3 separate regions of the Homo sapiens genome follow, and all the other regions are linked to region 2. A link is an interaction called in ENCODE POLR2A ChIA-PET data of the cell type or tissue named here. Cell type or tissue: GM12878. All regions are shown on one strand. Links, peaks and the distances in the headings refer to the core of each region. The heading gives the core; the rest is flanking DNA. Region 1 overlaps UNC79 (unc-79 subunit of NALCN channel complex). Region 2 has its middle 28 kb from the start of COX8C. Region 3 overlaps BTBD7 (BTB domain containing 7).

Region 1 (10,100 bases), core at 6,101-10,100, 170 kb before region 2:
CATCAGAAATTATTTTGCATTACTTAGAAATGTTGAATCTTAATGTGCAATAGCTAAATAAGAGGCATATTTTTTTAAATGTCCAATAGCAGTTGCTTACAGTGAGTGGCTATTACCACAGGGTGATACTCCTTTTTTTTTGTGTTTACATACATAAAAAGCCATGCTCTTGGGCAACTAGAAGGTATGAAATGGGGGATGGGCTGATTACAGAGCAGACTAGTTGATGTTGGGTTGTCCAGCAGCCTTGGGGAAATGTCCTTACAATAAAACATGCTGTGAAAGCATTGCACTGTCTTGTCTCATAGCACTTGCCTCTTTGCGGGGACCCAGTATTTGGTGTGGAAATGGGATCCTTGATTTTGGGAGATCTGTTCTGCCTTCCAGCTGTGCCCACCTACTAGGCCCTAAAAACTGCATGCTTTCCTGGCCTTGTTCTTTAAAAGGCTCCACCCTGAACCCAATTTAAAAACTTACATCTTTAAAGAAATCTCCACATGTAAGGGTATCTGTTTTCCCTGGCTGTCTCACCTAAACTTTTACTCACACCATTTCTCCCTTGGTTTAAGTAAAATATAAATTATCTATCTTATTTCACCTAAGAATTGTCCCTTTTAAAATGCAAAATCAGAGTTACCTCACTGATAATTATTTAGGGCAGAGAACAGATAATCAAAAGATTGATGCTTTATCTAAAATAAAATGAGAAAGAAATCTTGGCCAGGTGTGGTGGTTCACACCTGTAATCCCAGCACTTTGGGGGCCTGAGGCAGGTGGGTCACTTTAAGCCAGGAATTTGAGACCAGTCTGGTCAACATGGTGAAACCCCATTTCTACTAAAAATACAAAAATTAGCCGGGCATGGTGGCGTGCACCTGTAGTCCCAGCTACTTGGGAGGCTGAGGCAGGATAATCACCTGAACCCAGGAAGCAGAGGTTGCAGTGAGCCAAGATCACACCACTGCTCTCCAGCCTGGGTGACAGAGAGAGACTCCATCTCAAAAATTAATTTAAAAAAAAGGAAGAAAATCTTAAAAACTGGCAAATGAAGAATCTTATAACTCTACCAGATCTGCTTCTCTGTCTGTGTATTTATATGTGTCATGTATGTATGTGATGTCTTACTACCAAGATATGTAAAAGACATCCAATGAATTGGCTTAAAGAAAAATAAATGCTTAAATAAAATATTTTATCAGAAAAATAAACACTTTAGTTCACATGGCTTTAGTAATCTTTGGTAAATAAAGACAGTTTTAAAGACTATTAATGAAATAAAATTAAATGTCTTTAAAATTTAGGCATTCAGTCTAAATTAGGCAGGTCAGGAACTGCCCTTGCTAGATGCTTTAAGATTATAAACTGCTTCTATGACTTTTGATAACTGTTTGACTTGCCTGCTTTGGGGCCATTAGATTCTAGGTAAGGCCTGGGGATATATAGAATTAGACACACTCCCTAGCTATACTGGAAAAGAGTCACATATTACCTGTAGTTCCCAGGCTCTGCACTTGGTACAGAATTAAAGTTGCATACACTAAAAATTAAAATTAGGTGTTTTTAAGAAAAAGGCATGGGAATGTAGTTTTTAAAAGACAAACTATTTTGCCTAATTTAGAGGTTGTTTAAGGATTGTTTTGGGTTAAAAGAAAGATAGAATATAACTGAAAGTTTAAGCCAGTTAGAGATGGTTTGTGAAAGATTAATCTTGAAACAGAAATTCTGTGTATGAGCTAGTTGGCTAAAAGGGTATTATTTAGTTTTTCCATAAATTAAATATTAAAATAAAAGCTTGCTAACACAGGGCCAGAATCTGGGCTCATGTGTCAGAATAATAGGGTTTTCCTGGAGCATTTATCTGCTCTTAAACAAAAAATTTGCAAAGGGTTATAAAAATCTTACCTTATGGTCAAACTGGTTAAAATTAGATAGCTTCATCAAATGTTATTGAAATTAGCTTTAGTATTAATATACTAATGCAAAGGTAAAATTTCATTTTCCCTTTTGAGCAAGATTTTCATTCGCCTACAGGAAAAAGAGAGAGACAGAATTTTTTTTTTTTTTTTTTTGAGACAGAGTCTTGCTTCAGCCAGTCACCCAGGCTGGAGTACAATGGCATGGTCTCAACTCACTGCAACCTCCGCCTCCTGGGTTCAAGTGACTCTCCTGCCTCAGCCTCCCGAGTAGCTGGGACTGCAGGCATGTGCCACCACACACAGCTAATTTTTGTATTTTTAGTGGAGATGGGGTTACACTGTGTTGGCCAGGCTGGTCTCAAATTCCTGACCTCGTGATCTGCCCACTCGGCCTCCCAAAGTGCTGGGATTACAGGCATAACCCACCATGCCCAGCCATGCTGTCTTTACTGGGTCTGGTTATTTAGAAAGCTGAGTCCTCTCTCTGTGAAAGACTAAAGGATTTTTGCTGTTTAGAAATCTTTGAGTTAATCATGTTGGTTAAATAAATAAACTGTGGTCCTATTTTGTGATGTCAAGTGTTTTAAATTTTGATATTTGACAAGCTTTCCAAAATAAAATCCTGAATTAAGCCTTTTTTGACCTAATTAACCATTTTGTGTAGTAGGTCCTCTGAGGTCCAAAAGAGACATATGCAGCTTATTTGGTGTATCAAAACCATACAGGAAACACTATCACATTTAAAATGGTGTTTAGCTTTTTTTAGATTATAGTCACATAAATGTGTGATTAATATGTATTCCATAGTTATATGAGATTCCTATGATTCTGATATGCCTAAGTATCTGCTATCAATAACAATTAAGATTGTTACATTAAATTGTGTGCCACAGAAATGACCAGATTTCCCTGTTGATTGCATCTTTAACTGTGGCTGTCCTAAGACTCTTGTCATCCACAGACAATTGTCTTGTTTTAATCTATTCCAAAAGAAGATTTATAATCAGCTAAAGGACTCTCATGGATACTCTTGGATGCAGGTCTCTGACAACCTGGAGACTGAGCCATTAGAATAGAGGGAAAAACTTGTAAGACCCTCTTGGAGATCTAATGTGTCCATAAATATCAAGCAGAACAGGAGTTAATTTCATGGACTAAACAAATAGGAGATTGAAATAATCTGTTTATGACCTTTTCTTCCAGAAATGCTGCTGACCCTTTTTGTTTTGTTTTTCAGAGTCAAGAAAACTTTTTTCCCTTTTAAACCATTTACAACTTTTAACAATTGAGTAAACTACAACCTATAAGCAAAATTTTGAGCATGTTTCTTTCTCTCTACCTGATTTCTGCAGAATTTGGAAACTATATGTGAGTATTCTTAACTTATGGCAATATAGTTGTTTGCATACATGCAATAAGAATCTGTTTTCTTTTGTAACAGGACACAACTGGGGAAACTGGTTATTTTATCAAGGCTTTATGAGAATGACATGCTTTCATACTGCTTTTCTAAAAATTGAGGTTGACTTCTAAAGCCGATAAAACCCCATTGGAAAAACTGCCCTCATATCCTGTCTATGCAGTCCTTGTACAGGGTTCCTGACCTATGGTAAGTAAAGACTGTCACTTTCTAACAGGTCCAGGAGCCCCAAGTTATCTTTGGACTTCAAGAGGGGAGGAATTCACCCAATTCATACAAGTGTTTGCAGGCACAGATGAATCCATAGCTAGGCTCACAGCTTTAAAAAGTCTAATCTGAGAATCCTTACAAAACAAAGTTCCAGCAAAGCCAATTAAAAAAAAAAGTTTATATGGCAAATAATTATTCTTGCTGCACTTCACGCAAATAATCAAAACAAGTATAATGAAACTAAAGTTTAATTTGCAAACACATCAATCCTACAATAATTTGTCTTTGATAAAAATGAGAGACTGGAGAGAAAAAGAGTATAATATACCTGTTGTAGGTTCTAGTCTTATCTGTTGTTTTTGAGCTTTTTAATATTATTTTCTGAGCTGCAAGTCTCCAAACTAACATTTTAAAAATTTTCTTCCACTTTTCTGACTTAATGAAATTGCTACTACCTTTTTCCTAAGGCCCTGCAAACTAAGGCTTATTCTTTATAATACAAGCAAAAAAACATGAAAAATTGCCACCACCCTCCTCCATAACTAAAGATGCTTTGAGCCTAATAACTGGGTAGATTATGCCCACCATTAACAGTTGTTTTTCTTTTGTTTCCATAGAAATGTCTCTTATTAAAAGTATGTTTGCCTTATATTTCACACACCAGGAGACTCATTCTCCAGCCTATTCACTTAAATTCCAAATGGCAGCTGATTTCTTCTCATAGCATTATTAAACTGGACTTAGGCATTTTATTAATTATCACTGGGTGCTATTTGATTTTTAAAATAATTATTTGTTATATTCAACAGGCGTACAGATGGTTAAAGTTTATGCCTTCCAGGCTTCAACAGTTCTAAGTCAAGCTAATGATGGCCCAAGGATTCCAACCCATACCATCCCAGAAGGATTCTAGTCCCTACAGGTCTCTAGAACAGTCAGTGAGAGATTTCTATGTTCCTCTGAGGTTAGACAGGGACAACAACCCTGTTCAGCATAGCTGTTCAGTATAGCTTCAGAAGATGAGATCTTCAGCCCTTTTTCCTTAAGAATAAAGAGAGTGAAATATCTCAGAGGGGAATGAGACAGTAAGGGTGGGGCTTGGCTTCAGCTCACACCCACTAGAGCATTCTTTCATACATTCCCACTGATCTCAAAACCCACACCACTACCTCACCAATGCGTATCCATTAATAGTCATACAAAGAAAACAGCCATTCTGTATTGTTCTTCTGTGCTTTTATATGTTTAACCATGCCTCTTACTTAAACAATTCCAGACACTGGCCTTAGGAGATCCAAAATTAAACTAAGGTTCCTGAGTCTCCCATCTCGGGAAGGAATGCTGAACAACTGATTTACAGCCTTGTTGCCACTGGCCAGACCAGCAGGTGACCCATAACTCAAGACAACCATCACAACCAGCTTTGCTGACCTGCATACCCTACCTCTAACATGCACTGCCCAACCCAGCCTGTATACTCTACCGCCGATGTCAATTCCCATGCTTTGCCTTAAAAAAATAAATCCTGGCCGGGCACGGTGGCTTACGCCTGTAATCCCAGCACTTTGGGAGGCCGAGGCGGGCAGATCATGAGGTCAGGAGATTGAGACCATCCTGGCTAACACGGTGAAACCCCGTCTCTACTAAAAATACAGAAGATTAGCCGGGCTTAGTGACGGGCGCCTGTAGTCCCAGCTACTCGGGAGGTTGAGGCAGGAGAATGGCATGAACCCGGGAGGCGGAGCTTGCAGTGAGCCGAGATTGCGCCACTGCACTCCAGCCTGGGCTACAGAGCGAGACTCCGTCTCGATTTAAAAAAATAAAATAAATAAATAAATAAATAATAAAATAAAAAATAAATCCTACCAGCTCTTTTTGGGGAACCAGCTCGGGGATTCTTGTGCCTCCACTGTCTGCCTTGCACTTGAGAACAAGTCCTGAAAATAAAGCCTTATCTAGGAAGTCCTCTTGGCCCCATATTAATTTCCATTACATGGAGAGCCAAGGAGCCTGTGGTCTGTAACATATGTATATACATTATGTGTATGTGGTATCTTCTTATCTCCAGAAAATATTGCCAAATTGCTTTATAAAATTCCTTGAGAGACCTCTATTCTAAATGGGTTTTGTGAAACAAGTAACTCAAAATTGAAGCTGTTGGAACTTTATATTTAAGGGAATGTGATTATGGGACCTGAGTCATGTAAACAGGCAGCTGCAACCTAGGCAACTGTAACCTTGTTTTTCTAATTACAGATTAGCCTTTTTTCTTACTTACATTATTTTGTAAAATGTAGTAAATGACTAAATTGAGCCAGGGAAGACTCCTTCCTCTTTTTTTTTTTTTTTTTTTTTTTTTTTGATACGGAGTCTTGCTCTGTCTCCCAGGCTGGAGTGCAGAGCCGCGATCTTGGCTCACTGCAACCTCCGCCTCCCGAGTTCAAGCAATTCTCCTGCCTCAGCCTCCCAAGTAGCTGAGATTACAGGCACATGCCACCATGCCCAGCTAATTTTTGTATTTTTAGTAGAGACGAGGTTTCACCATGTTGGCCAGGCTAGAACTTCCCTCTTTCCTCTCTCACAGAGACTTCATGACTATCATATTGTCTAGGATGAAATGTTAAACATACTCTTTTAAATTGGAAAGGCAACGAAAACTAGCTGTATGGAAATGAAAACAAACTGTAACTAACTAAATTGTTGCAATTTATAAACCAACCTTGTGTAGAAAATGTTATAATCCTGCTAAATTTCTTTGTTTTCTGCCTATATAAGCAAGGCCTTCACTTTTAACTGCAGAGCACTGACCCCGTTTCTCTGAAGTCCATGTTTGCTGAATGGCCATTTCCAGCTTTTTGCTTAAATACATGCTTTAAAACTGGTTTCTGATCCTTTTGATTAATTCAGATTGACAGTTGCAAAACATATACACTTACATGTTAAATTAAGTCTAGCCTAAAGCTGTCTTCTTACATATTCTAAGTTTGGCCCAACAGTTTCTACATATACATAGTGAACTGTAACCTAGCTGCATGTATAAACAGATTGTAACCTACTCTTGTGCCAATCACTGACTTTTGGCCAATCAAAGGCAGCCAACTGTTAATAAGGCAAACATCAGGATGTAACCAATCTGGCTGTTTCTGTACCTCATTTCCATTTCCTGTACATTTCTTTTCCTGTCTTTTTTTTCCACCACATGGCTATGCTGGAGCCTTTCTGAATCTATTCTGGTTCAGAGGCTGCCTGACTTGTGAGTTGTTCTTTGCTCAATTAATCTCTGTTAAATATAATTTGTCTAAGGTTTTTATTTTAACATATATAAATTAAATATTCCTAAAACTCTCAGAAATATAGGAACTAACCCAAATGCTTTCAGGTGTACGTGATTTCAGTAAATCTGTAAATGAGACAAGTATAATATTGTTGGTTTAATAAAAACAGCTGTGTTTTCAGAGTTATCAGCATTGAGTACCATGCTGAGCACACGTTTTGCTTCTACCTGGGCTTACTACTCAAATAAACTAATATATTTACCAATGTTTAAAATTATAGAATATACAGATTTGATTTTAATTAAACAGAATCATTATTCTGACAAAGTTTATAGCAACAGTAATTGTGTTTTATAATGTTTCTGCTTAGATGTAGTTTTCAGAATCTTTTTGGTAACTTGAAACCTTAACGGTATACTAAGTTAAATTAAATGGCAGGTATTCACTGAAAATCTAGATCACTTCTAAGTAGGATAAAATATTAACACATTAATTGCTGATCATAAGTTTATCTGCTTTTAGCTTCTTATTTTTTACAAATGCTAAAGACATTTGGGTTTGTTAAAAAGGATGTTCTTTTTGCCACATTGGGGAATCATACTAAGAAGAATTTGCATCTAGAAATTGTGAGATTGTATATTCACAAAATTTGCTAAAATGCCAAAAAATGCTGATATACAATAGGCAATTCACAGTTGTCTAATAGTTTTCTCTGGAAAATAAAGGATAATAAGAGTTGAAAATTATAATCAATCATATGTAAATTGAACTACTAGACATAATCAGGATGAAGGAAAAACCTCTGTGTGCAAAGTATTCAAGTAATGTAGAATGTGGTTTTGTTACAGGAAAAAGAGCAATTCTTTCCTAAAGGAGCTGTTTACTCATTATTCCTGAATGAGGAAGAGGAAAGGACCAAAACCTGAAAGGGAAGTATGGGGAAGACAGAGAAAGAGAATTTTATCTTGTGTGGTCATGTTGGCTAAGATTGAGTAGATTTACTGTGAGGTTTTTAAATGAGCTTTAATATTAACAGTGTACTGATGCAAAACCAGAGTTTCATTTTCTCTCTCTTAAAAAAACAACATTTTTTAGATTATCTTATTTCTGTTCTTAATAAGAGGTTGTAAAAGGTTTTTCTTTACCTTTTGAAAAATCTGCCTAGGAAACTACCACAGTCTGAATATTTGTGTCCCCGCAAAGTTCTTAGGGTGAAACCTAATCACCAATGTGATGATGTTAGAAGGTGGGGCCTATTGGGAGGTGACTAGATCATGAGAACAGAGCCTTTATGAATGAACGCCCTTGTAAAAGGGACCTCAGAGAGCTACCTTGCCCCTTCCACCACATAAGGACACTGCCAGAAAGCACTATCTATGAACCAGAACGTAGGCCCTCACCAGACACTAAATCTGCCTTGATCTGGGACTTTCCAGCCTCCACAACTGTGAGAAATTTGTTGTTTATAAGCTACCCAGTCTATGGTATTTTTTTGCAGCCCAAACAAACTGAAGAAACTAAGACAGAAACAAAGACTCTGTGTCTTATCAGAATAATTTCCTGTGTTTTTTTTGTTTTTGTTTTTGTTTTTGATTTTTTGTTGTTTGTTTTTTTGAGACAGGGTCTCACTCTGTCACCCAGGCTGGAGTGCAAGTGCGTGATCATGGCTCACTGCAGTCTCAACCTCCCAGTGATCCTCTCACCTCAGCCTCCCAAGTATCTGGGACTACAGGTGCGAGCCAACATGCCAGGATAATTTTTTTTTTATTTTTTGTAGAGACAAGGTCTCCCTAGGTTGCCCAGGCTGATCTCAAACTCTTGGGCTCAAGTGATTCTCCAACCTCGGTCTCCCAAAGTGCTGGGATTACAGGCATGAGCCACTACTCCTGGCCTTCCTGTGCTTTTTGTCTTTATCATGTCCTAGACTATTTAAGAGAACCAAGTCTTCTAAATATTAAAAGAGCTAAGTTTTGTTTCTCTTTTTGTTTCTTACAATTGTGTTGCTCCCTATATTTACTTTTGAAATCTCTTAGTGTCATATAGGTTAAATAAATAACTAAGAATTGTTTCACAGTGACCTGTAATGTTGGTTAATCAAGTACTCAAATCTTTTGACATTTCTGATAACTTTTGATATTTTGCCTTTCCAAAGCCAAATCCTAAATAAAATCCTGGTCTTGAACTGACCTGAAATTTCCCAGAGGGACGCTTGAAAATCTCAAAGGATTTGTTCTTACCTATAAAAAGATACATTAAACTAATTAGGTTTATTTGATAAGTTGAAGTCTATGGAAAGCGTTGTCAAATAAAAAGAGATGTTTAACTGTCCTTAGGTTACATTTGTATAGGTAAATGTTATGAATACAAATATTTCGGGAATTATATAAAGTTCCTAGAAATTTGTCAATGCCCTTGCTGGCATGATACATCTTTATGCTTCTTTGTCTGATGGTAGACAACAATGACAAAATATTATCAGTTATCATTTTGTTATTATTTTAATGTTTCATGCTACAGAAACAACAAAACTGCCTTGTCAACTGTGTCACAGTGAACTTTCAGCAGATCTTTAACTATGACTATTTTAAGCCTTTTGTCATTCAGATAGTAATTGTTATCTGATGTTTCTCTGAAAACTCTTGCAATCAGCTACTAGCAAAAATGCTTATTTTCAACATAAACAGATTGTCTCTGAGATCCATGGAAAGGACTATGACAGGTACCCTGGGGTACAGGCTTCTGGTGGCATTGCTTAAATAATTGAGATCATACCACTGGAATGAGTAAGGATTGCCAGAACTCTAGTGGAGCAGCTAATGGGTTCATTAACTGCTAACTCAATCAAGCAGAACAAGACTGAATTACATAGGACTGAATGATAAATGATTATAATTTGTATCGTTTTTTGTTTAGAACATTGCTAGTTTTTCAATCAATGTTCTGTTTTTCAGATACAAGGAACCCCTTTCTCTTTTCTCCTAAGCTATCTATAACTCACAATAATTTGGTAGATTTATACCTTTGTAAACAAACATGAAATATATCTTTTTTCTCTCTACTTGATTCCTCCAGAATTCAGAAGCTCTTATTGAATATTCCTATTTTCATAGCATTATAGCTATTTGCATAAGTTGAATAACAATCTGTTCTGCTTTTAACAGGACATAATTGGGAAACTTGGTTATGAAACCACCTTTGCAAAAATTATGACAGTGAGAAAATAATGACAGTGGAGGAGATCGGATCTAGCCAACCCCCCTCTTGCCTTTAGCATTTAAA
Region 2 (11,022 bases), core at 2,742-6,741:
CAAAAGTTCAATTTCACATAAATATGGTGAAGAATATGCATAGGGTGTACTCATAGAAAATAAAAGAAGGAAGCAAGGAGACCACCTTAGAGTGGTCAAAGGGGATTTCTCCAAGCAAATGACATTTAAACTGAGACCTGAAGATAAGCAGTAGCCCTGTAGGATGTGGGAGGGGAGTGGAGAAGTCTCCCCGAGCAAAGGCTCTGACATGACCCTTAATCTGGGGAGGAAAGTGGGATGGGAAATGGGGGAAGGCAGTCTTCATACTTTTTACTACATATATGATCTTCATTTTTTACAACAAACATATATTAATGTGTCATTTTATAATGAAAAAATGTTTACTCTGACTTTGGAATTGAATATTATATCTTGGTTCAAATTTTTCCTGAACCTGGAGATAGAAAAATGTCATCCTCCCCCTCCTACTCTACCCATCCCACCAATAAGGAGAGCAAATCTGACATATGCATCTACTACGTGCCAGCTTCCTTACTTATGTTGTGTCTTTAATCCTCAGATCAACCCTGTGAAGTTAAATTGAGGAAGAGAGAAGTGAAGTAATTTTCCCAGACTCACAATACTATGAGGTGGCAGAGCTGGGACTGAAATTCTGGTCTGTACAAACTCTTGCTCATGAAATTTAAAATGCAAAGTGACATCAATATTTGAGAAGCCCTGAATCCAATGGGAAGTCTAATATCTTGCAAATTTTTTTATTATTTTTATTTTATTTCAATAGCTTTTGGGGAACAGATGGGTTTTGGTTACATGGAAAAGTTCTTTAGTAGTGATTTCTGAGATTTTGGTGCACCCGTCACCCAAGCAGTGTACACTGTACCCAATGTGTAGTCTTTTATCCCTCACCCCCCTCCCACCCTCCCCCTGCAGTCCCCAAAGTCCATTATATCATTCTTATTGCATTCAGGTTTCCAAAATGTACTTCTGCAAATTAGAATCCCAAGCAGCCACAACAATTGGTTTAATGGGTGATTTTAAATATGAATTGTATATTAAGGTAGGTAGAAATCATAGTGAAGAAATCTTGCAGTTTATTAAAGTCTGAAATATACCAAACGAGGTGTATGATAAATGTCTGCAGGATGTAAGGTGATACTTGGGCTTAAAGTCATGAAACCTTTAATATTTATGGCCAACTACAGAAATCTCCCTAATTTGCCAACCTCAAAAAAGTTTACTAGCCTGTTCATATTTACCAAATCCTGCTTAATTACAGATGATGACTTTTTTGGTTATCTATAGCCTGTGCAAACTCTCTCTCAACCTCCACCAGTTTGTAAGTCTAGCTGTTTTTGTTTGGCTCTTTGGGAAACTAACAAAGACATATTCTCTGTAGTTCAAGTAAAAGATGTTGATAAAGATTATACCTGGAGTAATAAGAGGAATATCATAGATATTCACAAACAGAAGCCCAAGTACAGGTGTGAGCTGGAAGTAGTTGCAGATTTAAAGCAGAGATCAATCACAGCAGTGGAAATTCATGAATCCCCACTCTTTTGCTCAGCTGTTAACTTGACTCTCTTATACTCTTTTGCTCCTCCTGATCCAGACTTTGCTACTTTCTCATAGTGCCAGCTCTGTCTAAAGTTGGCTTCCATAGGACCTCGTGTAGCCTTTCCAGCTACTCCACATTCTGGCCTTTTGAGTCTCATCTTCTATTGTTTGTTATATAGTGCTACCATGTATCTAAGTTTTCGCTTTTTCTTAAATACATCACACTGAAAGAAGAGACATAATTCTGGCAACCACTTTGATTTCATAAGTAGCATATGCTACTACAGGTTGAGCTTCTGTAATCTGAAAATCCAAAATCCAACATGCTCCAAAATTTAAAATTTTTTGAGTACCAACATGATGCCACAAGTGGAAAATTCCACACCTGACCTCATGTGATGGGCTGCAATTAAAATAGAGCTACAATTTTGTTTCATGCATAAAATTATTTGAAATATTGTATAGAATTACCTTCAGGCTATCTGTATATGGTTCATATGAAACATAAATGAATTTAGTGTTTAGACTTAGATCCTATCTCCAAGATATCTCATTATGTATATGGTGATATTCCAAAATCTGAAAAAAAAACAAAATCTGAAACACTTCTGGTCCTAAGCATTTCAGATAAGGGATACTAAACGTGTACCACTAACAAGGCTGTATCATTCACTTTATAGTCTCTAATCCCAAGTAGGAAGTTCCCCAAAGGTTAAAATTTACAACTTTTGTCTTCCTGAACTGAAAATTCTTATAATCACCTAAAGATACAGTGAGAATGCCAATCCTCAAGAAGTCAATACAGGTCTCTGGGCAAGTGTGTTCCCACCTTTCCATGTGAGCTGAAGCTGAGAAGTATTATCTTGTCCCTGCAGGGAAGCTGTGGTAAGGAGGACAAAAGCATTTGGGAAATACTCCTTTATATCTCCAGAGCTTAAGCATGACAGTAAACAGTCATCAAAGAATCAAAATTGGTTGACAGTCCTAATCCCGTGGCTTATTTTCTATCCCTAACTCATTTACCAATAGGCTTATTTTTAGTGATTTCTAAAACAAGTGTTAAGTCTGGATACCTGATTATTACCTCAAATATTTTCCAACTTCTTAAACTGTTTAAACACTAAAATGTATTTCGTTGTTGTCTACCAGTAAAAACAGACCACACGGCAGGGATCCTCCTGCTATGAAAGCTGTATGTAATTCTCTGCTGGGAGTGGGTAAGAATTAGGGGAATTGTTCTGGTGGTCTTTCATACTGCAGTGGGAGCATTCTGATGGTCAATACACATCTTCGTGCAATAATATTTTATTGGGACAAGATGGGTGGTAGGATTATGAGTAGATTACCCCTTTCCAAAACCACATTGGCTGTTATCCCACCCAATATACATTGGATTCCACTACAGCTATAAGCAGTTCCGTTATAGGATTTCAAAATGTGTCCTAAATGTAGAGTTTGAGAGATTGAGAGTTGTGCTCCTTTATAGTTCATTCTCCCCTTTATATAACACAACATTTGCAAGACCTCACTGGTTGAGCCTTCAGATTGTATCCCGGTAATCACTATTTTATTTTCCAACTCTTGCCTTCTCTCCTATACTTTTCCTCTTCCCCTTGTGGTTGCTCTTTTGAAGCCCTCAACCCTCAGTACATCACCGTTTTCTTTAAGAAACAACTATTCTCGGCCAGGCACAGTGGCTCACACCTGTAATCCCAGCACTTTGGGAGGCCGAGGCGGGTGGATCACGAGGTTAGGAGATCAAGACCATCCTGGCTAACATGGTGAAACCCCATCTCTACTAAAAATGCAAAAACAAAAATTAGCCAGGCATGGTGGCGGGCGCCTGTAGTCCCAGCTACTCGGGAGGCTGAGGCAGGAGAATGGCGTGAACCTGGGAAGTGGAGATTGCAGATAGCGCCACTGCACTCCAGCCTGGGTGACAGAGCGAGACTCCATCTCAAAAAAAAAAAAAAAAAAAAGAAACAACTATTCTCATTGCACTTCTTTCTTGAATCTTGCAAACTGCACTGCTTCGGGTGCAGCTAAATGCAGTCAGTGAAGTCTGTCTACTCCTTCACTGATCCCTCAAAGGGAAAAGGAGAACTCTTGTCATTTGCATCCTTGCATATATGTACATAGGTGAGTGCATGAGAGAAAGCTATAATATATATAACATATAATATATATTTTATATATTTTATATATTTTTATATATAATTAAATTAAGCAAAAAGCCATTGATTGACCTGAGGCAACCTAACTTTGTATACAAACAAACTGAATTCCAACCTAGGAGTATATTTTTTGTAACAAATAGCTGAGATTCAGCCAATCACAAAAACCGAATTTATCACACTATACCCAAACAAGGCAAAAACCTAGCTGGAGCCAACCAGATGATTTCTCTGCTTTCTATAATAGCTAACTGCTCATGCTGCTGGTTGGAGCTCTCTGAACCTCTTCTGGTTCCAAGTGCTGCTCAATTCATGAACTGTTCTTTGCTCAAATAAACTCTTAAATTCCAACTGTCTAAAGTTTTAGCAATATAACACATACACACACACATAGCTATATGTGTATATGTGTATAGGATATAGATACATATAAATATACGGTTTGCCCCTGTGATTTTTTTTTCTTCTTTAGAAGACCACCAGTTCTATTCTACCCTGGAACGCATTAGTAAATAATGCTCATTTTCCTGAAGACTGTAAGGAAAGATTAGAGAAAGATTTTATATCACCACACAGCATTTGAAAAAATTTAAATCTCTATAAGATAGTTCTGTTCTTCCCCAAAATCTCTCTAGTTCCCTCAACACTCTTTTCTATCAATACATATTAAGTGCCTCTGGTTATCTATTGTTGCATAACAAACTAGCCTAAAACTTAGAAACTTAAACACCTTGTTATAATTCATGTCTTAGTCCATTTTCTATTGCTTATTAACAGAATACCTCAAACTGGCTAATTTATAAGAAAAGAAATTTATTTCTTACAGTTATGGAGGCTGAGAAGCCCCAGGTCAAAAGGTCACAACTGGTGAGAGCCTTCTTGCTGGTGGGGACTTTCTGCAGAGTCCCAAGGTGGCACAGGGAATCACGTGGTGAAGGGCCTAACATGCTAGCTCAGGTCTCGCTTCCTCTTTTTATAAGGCCACCAGTCCCACTCCCGATGACTCATTGATATGGTTTGATCTGTATTCCCGCCCAAATCTCATGTCAAATTGTAATCCCCAATGTTGAAGGTGGTGCCTGGTGGGAGATGATTGGATCATGGGGGTAATCCGTCATGAATGGTTTAGTGCCATCCCCTTGGTGCTGTTCCCGTGATAGAGCTCTCATGACATCTGGTCATTTAGAAGTATGCAGCACCTCCCCACTCTCTCTTGCTCCTGCTCCCACCATATGAGATGTCTTGCTCCCCCTTTGCCTTCCACCATGACTGGAAGTTTCCTGAGGCCTCCCCAGAAGCAGAAGCCACTTTGCTTCCTGTACAGCCTGCAGAACTGTGAGCCAATTAAACCTCTTTTCTTTATAAATTACCCAGTCTCAGGTATTTCTTTACAGCAATGTGAGAATGGACTAATACACCTATTAATCCATTAACCCATTAATCTACTAATCCATGGGTGGATTAATCCATACATGAAGGCAGAAGCCCAATGACTCAATCACCTTTTTAAATTTGTTTTTGAGACAGGGTCTTACTCTGTCACTCAGGCTGGAGTGCAGCAGTGCAATCACAGCTCACTGCAGCCTTGACCTCTTGGGCTCAGGTGATCCTCCTACCTCAGCCTCCTGAGTAGCTGGGACTACAGGCACCACCACCATGACCCGCTAATTTTTGTATTCTTTGTAGAGACAGGGTTTTGCAATGTTGCCCAGGCTGGTATTTAACTCCTGGACTCAACTGATCCTCCTGCCTTAGCATCCCAAAGTGTCAGCCACTGCACCCAGCCTCAACCATCTCTTAAAGGACTCACTTCTCAATATTCCCACAATGGGAATTAAATTGCAACATGAGTTTTGGAGGGAAAAAATATCTAAGTCATAGCATTCCACCCCTGACCCCCCAAAACTCATGTCCTTTTCATATACAAATACATTCATTCCTTCTCCATAGCCCCAAAGCTTTAACTCCAACACCAACTCAAAACTCCAAAGTCCAAAGTCTCATCTGTGAGCATGTGAAATTAAAGCAACTTTTCTACTTTCAAGATACAATGGAGGCCGAGTATGGTGGCTCACACCCGTAATCCCATCACTTTGGAAGGCCAAGGCAGAAGGATCACTTGAACCCAGGAGTTTGAGACCAGCTTGCATAACGTAGTTAGACCCTGTCTCTATAAAAAATAATATTTTTTAAAAATTAGCCAGTTGTGGTGGCACTCAACTGTAATCCCAGCTACTCAGGAGGCTGAGGTGGGAGGATCGCTTGAGCCCAGGAGGTCAAGACTGCAGTGAGCCATGATCATGCCATTGTACGCCTTCCTAAGTGACAAAGTGAGGCCCTGTCTCAAAAAAAGTGACTTTAAAAAAGAAAGAAAGAACGCTACAATGGTGGTACAGGAATAAGACAGACATTTGCATTCCAAAAGAGAAAAGTAGGCAAAGAAAAGAGTATCAGGCCCCAAGCAAGTCGGAAACCCAGCAGGGTAAACATTAAACCTTAAAGCTGAAGAATAATTGCTTTTGACTCCATGTTCTACCTACTGAACACACTGGGGCAAGGTTGAGCCCCCAATGCCTCAGGTAACTCTACCCCTATGGCTTTGCTGGGTGCAACCCACATAGCTGCTTGTATGGATTGAAGTCCAGTGCCTGAAACTTTCCCAGGTGGATGTTGCATGTTGCCGGTGACTCCATAGTTCCAGGGTCCTGGAAGCGGTCCTGCTTCCACAGTTCCACTTAGGCATTACCCTGGTGGGAACTTTCTGCCGCAGCCCCAGACCCACATTTCTGCTCAGCATTGCTCTAGTGGGGCTCTCTGTGGTAGCACCATACCTGTGACAAGTCTATGCTTGGGGCCCCAGGCTTTCAGTGACATCTTTTGAAATCTGGGTGGAGGTTGCCAAGCCTCCACCGCTTTTGATTTTTTCAAGCCTGCAGAATTAGCACCATGTGGATGCAACTAAGGCATACCTGGGATAAATCCCACTTAGTCATAGTGTATGATGTTTTTAAATACACATCACTGGGTTTGAATTACTAATATCGTGTTGCAGTTTTTTGCATCTATGTTGATGAGAGATACTGGGTTGTAGTTTTTTTCTTTTCTTATAATGTTTTTGTCTGGCTTTATTAGGTAATGCTGGCCTTGCAGAATGTGTTAGAAAGTATTTATCCTTCTTCTATCTTCTGGAAAACATTGTCAAGAATTGGTATGATTTCTTCCTAAAATGTTTGGTAGAATTCACCTGTGAAGACATCTGGGCTTGGTGTTTTCTATTTTGCAGGTTAATTATTTATTGATTCAACTTCTTTGATACATATCAGCCTATTCAGATTATCTAGTTCTTTTTGTTTGAGTTTTGGCAGACTGTCTTCCAAGGAATTAGGTTGTGCACACTATTCCTTTATTATCCTTTTAATGTCCATAAGATCTGTAGTGATGTTCCCTTTTTCACTTCTGATATTAGTAATTTGTGTCCTCTCTCTTTTTTTTTTCTCAGATAGCCTGGCTAGAGGTTTATCTACTGTATTAAACTTTACTAGGAACCAGCTTTTGGTTTTGTTGACTTTATTAATTTCCTGTTTCAATTTCATTGACTTCTGCTCTAATCATTATTATTTGTTTTCTTCAGGTTACTTGGATTTAATTTGCTCTTCTAGTTTTCTAAGGTGGAAGCTTAGATGATTAGTCTTCTCTTCTAACATATGTACTCAATGCTATAAAATTTCCTGTAAGCTCTACTTTTGTGCATCCCACAAATTTCAATAAGTTGTTCTCATTTTCATTAGCTCAAAATATACTTTAATTTCTCTTGAGATTTCCTCTTTGACTCATGTGTTATTTAGAAGTGTGTTGTTTCCTCTCCAAGTACTTTGAAATTTTCCAACTATCTTTCTGTTATTGTATTCTGGTTTCGTTTCATTGTGATCTGAGAGCAAACATTGTATGATTTCTATCCTTTTGAACTTGTTAACATGTGTTTTATGGCCCAGAATGTGCTATATCTTAGTGAATGTCCCTTGTGACCTTGAGAAGAACATGTACTCTGCTGTTGTTGGATAAGGTAGTCTATAGATGACCATTACATCCAGTTGATTGATGGTGTTGTTGAGTTCAACTATGGCCTTACTGATTTTTTACCTGCTGGATCTGTCCATTTTAAGAAGGGTATTGAAGTCTCCAAATATAATAACTGATTCATCCATTTGACCTTGAAATTCTACTGGTTTTTGTCTCATGTATTTTGATCCTTTGTTGTTAGGTGCTTAAACACATTGAGGATTGTATTTCAAGAACTGACTCTTTTATCATTACGTAATGCACAAATTTCTCCTGAGTAGTATTCCTTGGTCTGAAGTCTTCTCTGTTTGAAATTAACATAGCTACTCCTGCTTTCTCTTGGTTGAGGTTAGCATGATATATCTTTCTCCATTTACTTTTAAACTATACGTGTCTTTATATCTGAAGTAGGTATCTTGCAGACAATATATAGTTGGGTCACGTCTTCTGGTCCACTCTGACAATCTCTGTCTTTTAACTGGTGTATTAAATCATTCACATTCAAAATTATTATTAATAGAGTTGGTTTAGTGTTTGTTACTGTATGTAATATAATCACATTAGATACAGAGTTGTTACTGTATATATACTTATACACATATGAACATAAGCATATATAATTGAATACATTGTTGCTATTATTTTGAACAAATTATTTATGACCAATTAAGAAGAAAAATTAAAGTATTTTATCTTCACTTATTCCTTCTTTAGTGTTCCTTTTTTCTTTATGTTGATCCAAGTTTCTGTCCTATATTATTTTCCTTCTCTCTGAAGAACTTCTTTTAACTTCTCTTGCAAGGCAGGTCTACTGGCAATGAATTTCCTCATTTTTATTTGTCAATGCCTTTATTTCTTCTTAACCTTTGAAGATAACTTTGCGGGTTATGGGATTCGAGGTTATAGGAGTTTATTTCTCTCCATACTTTAAATATTTCACTCCACTATCATCTTGTTTGCACGGTTTCTGAGAAGTCAGTTGTTTTTTTTGGTTTTTTTTTTTGAGACGGAGTCTCGATCTTTCCCCTAGGCTGGAGTGCAGTTGTGCATCTGGGCTTACTGCAAGCTCTGCCTCCTGGGTTCATGCCATTCTCCTGCCTCAGCCTCCCGAGTAGCTGGGACCACAGGCGCCCGCCACCACGCCCGGCTAATTTTTTGTATTTTTTAGTAGAAACAGGGTTTCACCATGTTAGCCAGGATGGTCTCGATCTCCTGACCTCGTGATCCACCCGCCTCGGCCTCCCAAAGTGCTGGGATTACAGGCGTGAGCCACCTAGCCCGGCTGTAATTCTTATCTTTGTTCTTCTACAGGTAAGAAGTTTTTTTCCCCACTGGTTTCCTTCAGGAATTTTTTTCTGCGTTTTCATTGAAAACAGTGTGCCTAAGTGTTGTGTTCTGCGTTTTTTTGTTTTGTTTTGTTTGTGTGTGTGTTTTTGGGTTTTGTTTTTGTTTTTTTGAGATGGAGTCTCGCTCTGCCACCCAGGCTGGAGTGCCATGGTGCGATCTTGGCTCACTGCAACCTCCACCTACTGGGTTCAAGCAATTCTCCTGCCTCAGCCTCCCGAGTAGCTGGGACTTCAGGAACGTGCCACCATGCCAGCTAATTTTGGTATTTTTAGTAGAGATGGAGTTTCACCGTGTTAGCCAGGATGGTCTCAATCTCCTGACCTTGTGATCTGCCCACCTCAGACTCACAAAGTGCTGGGATTACAGGGTACAGGGGTGAGCCACCCCGCACCCACCCCTGTTTTGTTGTTGTTGTTTTGTTTTGTTTTGGTTTTTGGCAGGAGGTGGAGCATACCTTGCTTTGTGTCTCTGAGCTTCCTGGATGTGGAGTTTGGTGTTTGACATTAATTTAGGGAAATTCTTAATTACTATCTTTTCAAATAATTCTTCTATTTTTTTTTCTATCTTCTCCCTCTAGTATTCCCATTACTTGTATGTTACATTTCTGTAGTTGTTCCACAGTCCTTGGATATTCTTTGTTGTCATTGTTGTTTTCAATCTTTGTCTTCTGCTTTTCAGTTTTAGGGTTTCTATTAATACATCTTTTCTTTTTCTTTTTCTTTTTGAGACAGGGTCTCGCTCTGTAGCCCAGGCCGGAGTGCAATGGTGAGATCTCAGCTCACTGCAACCTCCACCTCCCGGGTTCAAGTGATTCTCCTGCCTCAGCCTCCCGAGTAGCCAGGACTACAGGCATGTACCACCACGTCTGGCTAATTTTTTGTATTTTTAGTAGAGACGGGGTTTCACCGTGTCAGCCAGGATGGTCTCGATCTCCTGACCTCGTGATCTGCCCACCTTGGCCTCCCAACGTGATGGGATTACAGGCGTGAGCCAGCACACTTGGCCTCTATTACTATATTTTTAAGCGCAGAGATCTTTCTTCAGCTGTGTCTAGTCTACTAAATAAGCCCATCAAAGGCATTCTTCATTTCTGTTACAGTGTTTTTGATTCCTAGCACTTTTTTTTGGCTCTTTCTTAAGGTTTCCACCTCTCTGCTTACATTGTCCCTCTGTTCTTGCACACAATCTAGTTTATCTATTTGAGTCCTTTGCAATTAATCATAGTCGTTTTAAATTCCTGGTCTGATCATTGCAACATCCCTTCCATGTCTGCTTCTGATGCTTGCTCTGTTTCTTCAAATCGTTCTTTATGTCTTTTAGAATGTCCTGTAATGTTTTTCTTGATAGCCGGATATCGTGTGCCAGGTAAAAGGAACTGCCATAAATAGGTCTTTAGTAATGTAGTGATTAGGTATGAGGGGAAGGGAAGCATTCTATAGTCCTGTGATTAAGCCTCAGTCTTTTAGTGAGCCTATGCTTCTGGACTGCGAACTCCACAAGTATTTATCATTTTTTTCTCACCCCTCTTAAGTGGGACAGGATGGCTACATAGGCTAGAATTGGGTTATTTCCCTTCTCCCACATGGAAGGCTAAAGCTAACTGGAGCTGGTTACTTCCTGTCCCTCAGCTAAATTAGGCAGCAATGAAACCCCAGTAGGTCAGGCTGTGGTTAACTAGTTCCCCTAAAGGCAGGCCTTGTTAAGAACAGATTAATCTGGCATATTTCAAAATGGTTCCTTTTCCCTCTGCCTGCCAGAAACACAAGGGGATTTTTCTCTGATACTTACCGTGGCTAACCAGGCCGACCTGCCTAGAGGTAAAACTCACAAAAGGAAGGAGGGGTTCCTATGACTAGGTCCCCAGGAATATTTAACCCTCAGACTCATTCACACTGAGCCTCTACTAATATGCCAATTACAGTTCAGG
Region 3 (4,418 bases), core at 419-4,418, 55 kb after region 2:
CCAGGCTGGTTCCAAACTCCTGGGCTCAAGCGATCCTCAAGCCTTCTGAGTAATTGAGATTGCCACACCCAGCTTTGCAGTGTTTGTTTTTTTTAAGAGACAGGATACTCATTCTGTGCCCAGGCTGGAGTGCAGTGGCCCTATCATAGCTCACCGCAGCCTCAAACTCATAGGCTCAAGAGATTGTCCTGCCTCAGCCACCTGAGTAGCTAGGGCAGCAGGCACACGCCATCATGCTCAGCTAATTTGTAAACATTTTTTTTTGTAGAGATGGGGTCCTGCTGTGTTGTTGCCCAGGCTGGTCTTGAACTCCTGGCCTCAAGCAATTCATCCCATCTTGGCTTCCCAAAGCACTGGAATTATAGGCATGAGCCACATCACCCAGCCTTGTAGTTATTTTTAAAATGAAGACAAGAGGAATAGAGTATACCTTTAAAAATATATGATACTGTGTATTGGATGATTCTGAAAGGATGTATTTGCCTATGAAGAAAAACCTTCTTGTTTTGATGTCTGGTTGTTAGCTTTTTACTTTACTAAAGCCCAGTTAACTTTTCTGTGCTTTAGTTCCACATCTGTAAAATTACTCATTTTATATTTCTCTATCCACTTTGAAAATTAAGTAAATGCTCTTTGAATTTCAACTTTTAATTATTTAAGCCAAGATCTCTCTTCTGTATTTTTTATGTGTTCTTTATTGTGGGCTTACTAATTCTTGAATTTAAAAAAATCATTTAAATCAAGCAATAGTAATAGTATATGTTTAAGCATATAGTGTATGTTTTTAAATAAATAAGCAGGCTGGGTTTTAGTGGCTCACCCCTATAATCCCAACACTTTAGGAGGCCAAGGCAAAAGGATCACTTGAGTCCTGGAATTGAAGACCAGTCTGGGCAACATAGCGAGATCACACCTCTACAAAAAAAAAAGTTTAAAAATTAGCCAGGTATGGTGGTATGTACCTGTAGTTCTTAGCTATTCGAGAGGCTGAGGTGGAAGGATCGCTTGAGCCCAGAAATTTGAGGTTATGGTGAGTAGCGATCACCCCACTGCACTCCAAGCCTGGTTGACAGAATGAGACCCTGTCTCTAAAATAAAAATAAGCAATAGCATATTTTTTTAAAAAACAACAAACAACTCTTTTAAGTCCAAATTCCTTTTTGGATCCTATGGCTCATATCTTGCCACTGCCTGCTGCACTCTATATAGAAATACTTTTATTTCCTTCAGGAATCCAGTTTTGTTCTCTCCGTGGGCCTTCTCATAGTTAGTTCCCACTGCTGTTTGGAGCATTATTTTGGCATTCTTCTCGCTCCTTCTATTATTTTCACCAAGAAAAGAGGAAAGCTCACACTTTCTATTGTCAGTCTTGGATATCATCCCAAATGTCACTTTCTCAAGAATCGTTTAAGATAAACAGTTGTATTATCAGCCACAAAGAAGATTAAAAAAAAAAATTGCCCAAGATCATACAGTTTAGAAATGGCAGAGTCAGATCCAAACTTGGGCAGTTTTGCTCCAGAAGTCTTTATCGCCACTGATTTATGCTTCCCCTACATTGTAATTGCCTGTTCAACAGTTTGCCCCACTATGAGCACCTTTGGGGTATTGTTTGCTTGTTTGTTTGTGACGGAGTCTTGCTCTGTAGCCCAGGCTGGAGTGCCATGGCGCGATCTCAGCTCACTGCAACCTCCACCTCCCGGGTTCAAGCGATTCTCCTGCCTCAGCCTCCCGAGCAGCTGGGATTACAGGCACGCACCACCACGTCCAGCTAATTTTTGTATTTTTAGTAGAGACGGGGTTTCACCATGTTGGCCAGGCTGGTCTTGAACTCCTGACCTCAAGCGATCCACCCGCCTAGGCCTCTGAAAGTGCTGGGATTATAGGTGTGAGCCACTGCCCCCCTTAAAAGAAGCACCTTTGGAGGAAAAATTATGCCTGTCTTGTTCATTGTTATATCCCCATGTGCTTAGCACATACTAGGTGCTCAGAAAATATTTAAATGAATGAAAATTCTTATTTGAGGGAGAGAGTGTTTTGATTAAATTCTTCTCAGTACCTTTCATGTAGTGTGTCAGTAAATGCAGTAATGTTTTCATGCCTACTTATTATACAAAGTGAAATTTTTATGATCAAGTTAATCATGGTTACAAGCTCATTTTTTATAACCTCTCTTAATTCCTTTTTGCCCTATACTGCGTAACGGTATCACTTTGCAACTGTAAAAACTAGTGCTTTGTAGGCCTCTTTCTCATATTATCCCTCTGTGAACTGTTAAAATATAGATCATTTTTAATTAGTTTCTAAAGGGTATGTAGGAAATTGTATAAAATAAAATTATACTAGTAGATGGACTCTGATCATTTATACTGTTTAACCTTTTAACAAATTACAGAGGTGTAATTTCTCTGTGTGTAGAGGTTTTTTAAAGTATCCCATATTTTAAACCTTGACTGTTACCTCAAAAAAAAAAGTGGTTTATCTGTGTCCAGTAGTCACATGGTGGATAATGATGTAAGGCATGCACATTGTGTTCATGTGTTTGTTGGAGAAGTTGGAATGTCATTATACTTCAGTAGACTTTTCAAATGAAAAATCTGAAAGCTACTTCTAGCTGTAATTCTGCTGTAATTCTCAATCAGGTCAGTAGACAGAGAACCAAAAAAGTCTTCCTCCTCTCTGAATGTTCTTGCCAAAGCCTGACTTCTTTGATTAATCTTTCTTTTCTGTATTCCTTACACTCTATTACAGGGCTTCTCAACCTTGGCACTCTTGACATTTGGGGCCAGGTAATTCTTTGTTGTGGAGGACTGTCCTGTGCCTTGTGAAATGTTTAGCAGCATCCTTGGCTTCTACCTGTTAGAGGCAAATAGTATCCTTCCCCTTTCCCCTGTCCAGTTGTGGCAATTTGAAATGTCTCCAGACATTGTCAAGTGTGGGGGTTAGGGAGGGTGGAAGGGGAGAACAATCACCCCAGTTGAAAATTGCAGCTTTCCTACATCATTCTGTCCACTTACTCATTTGTTTTAATATCTTCCCCTCCCTCTCACACTTACCTTTTCAGACTTCCTGCCTCTCTGCTACTGCCTCATTTCTCTGAACCTTTTTGCAGCCATACTTCTAAAAAAGAATTGTAAAACATCTGTTCTCTCCAAGTTTTCACTTGCAGTTCAGTTTCCTCTTTTGAATTCTATTGAGACCACATTTTTCTAGTTTTCCTCTATCTCTCTGGCCGTTCCATTTTTATTTTCTTTATCAGTTCTACCTAGTTGGACAATGGCATCATCTTTGCCCCTTTCTTTCTTGTTCTCTGTTATTCAACTCTCAAGTCTTCCTTTCTTGCCTCATTTCCTAGTGCTTAATGTTGTCTCTCATATGTGTTGTCCTATTCATTTTTATTTTTTTTGGTAAGAACACAATATGAGATCTACCCTTTCAACAAATTTTTAAGTATACAATACATTATTGTTGACTATAGGTACAGTGTTGTACAGTAGATCTCTAGAGCTTACTCATTTTGCTTAACTGAAACTGTATGCCCGTTGATTAATAAGTCTGCATTTCCCCCCAGCCCCTGACAACTCCCCTTTCACTCTTCGATTCTATGAATTTGATTATTTTAGATACTCACTTATCATTCTGGGTAATGACCAGGCCTAGATAAAGACCTCATATAAGTGGAATTATGTAGTATTTGTCTTTCTGTGACTGGCTTATTTTACTTAGCATAATGTCTTCAAGGTTCATCCATGTTGTCACCATATTTCCTTCTTCTCTGAGGCCAAATAGTATTCCATTTATGTATTTACTACATTTTCTTTATTCATTCATCTGTCAATGGATATTTAGGTTGTTTCCACATCTTGGCTGTTGTGATATCTATTAATTGTTAAGCTGGTCTCTGTATTGAAATCTCCTTGCCTATATTTCTCCATAGTTTAACATCCTGCAAGGACCAGAGCAGATTTTGTCTGTTGTTTTTTGGTTTTGGTTGTTGTTATTGTTAGAGACAGTGTCTCATTCTGTTGTCCAGGCTGTAGTGCAGTGGTGCAGTCATGGCTCACTGCTCACTGTAACCTCAAATGCCTGGACTCAAGTGATCCCTCATCTCAGCCTCCGGAGTAGCTGAGACTGCAGGCACACACTATCACACTTGGCGAATTTTTCTGTTTTTTTGTAACAGCCTGTTGCCCAGGCTGATCTCAAACTCCTGGGCTGAAGCAATCTGCCCACCTCGGCCTCCTGAAGTGCTGGGTTTACAGGCGTGAGCCCCCGCATCTAGCTTGCACCTCATTTATTAAGGGTTCGTTATGAGCCAGGCACTCTTTAAGGTCTTTGGACTATATAGTTACTGAAATAAGACACAGTCCCAGTACTCCAAGAACTTAGTCTGTTTGAGGACATGGAAATTTTAATTC

Evidence for each region. ChIA-PET counts read pairs that join two places held together with the same protein. Peaks named below come from ENCODE experiments on the same cell type or tissue, not always from the same donor. Only the 100,000 strongest peaks of a DNase experiment are listed, where the experiment ranks them.
Region 1: POLR2A ChIA-PET joins it to region 2 with 6 read pairs; 1 of 35 experiments calls an interaction of 5 or more read pairs at or near these places.
Region 3: POLR2A ChIA-PET joins it to region 2 with 5 read pairs; 2 of 35 experiments call an interaction of 5 or more read pairs at or near these places.

Annotation. Positions count from the first base shown.
Region 1 is chr14:93,546,322-93,556,421 of GRCh38, reverse strand. All of the region lies in intron 14 of UNC79 (unc-79 subunit of NALCN channel complex), which reads right to left. Among named protein-coding and RNA genes, the nearest start is that of UNC79, 120 kb to the right of the region's middle. In GM12878, for the core only: no CTCF peak of the experiment used is centred there; a DNase peak (open chromatin) is centred at 8,171; H3K27ac peaks cover 963 bases.
Region 2 is chr14:93,369,569-93,380,590 of GRCh38, reverse strand. It overlaps a transcript of UNC79 not described here. Among named protein-coding and RNA genes, the nearest start is that of COX8C, 28 kb to the right of the region's middle. In GM12878, for the core only: no CTCF peak of the experiment used is centred there; a DNase peak (open chromatin) is centred at 4,630; H3K27ac peaks cover 1,658 bases.
Region 3 is chr14:93,318,801-93,323,218 of GRCh38, reverse strand. All of the region lies in intron 1 of BTBD7 (BTB domain containing 7), which reads left to right. Among named protein-coding and RNA genes, the nearest start is that of BTBD7, 12 kb to the left of the region's middle. In GM12878, for the core only: no CTCF peak of the experiment used is centred there; no DNase peak of the experiment used is centred there; H3K27ac peaks cover 1,173 bases.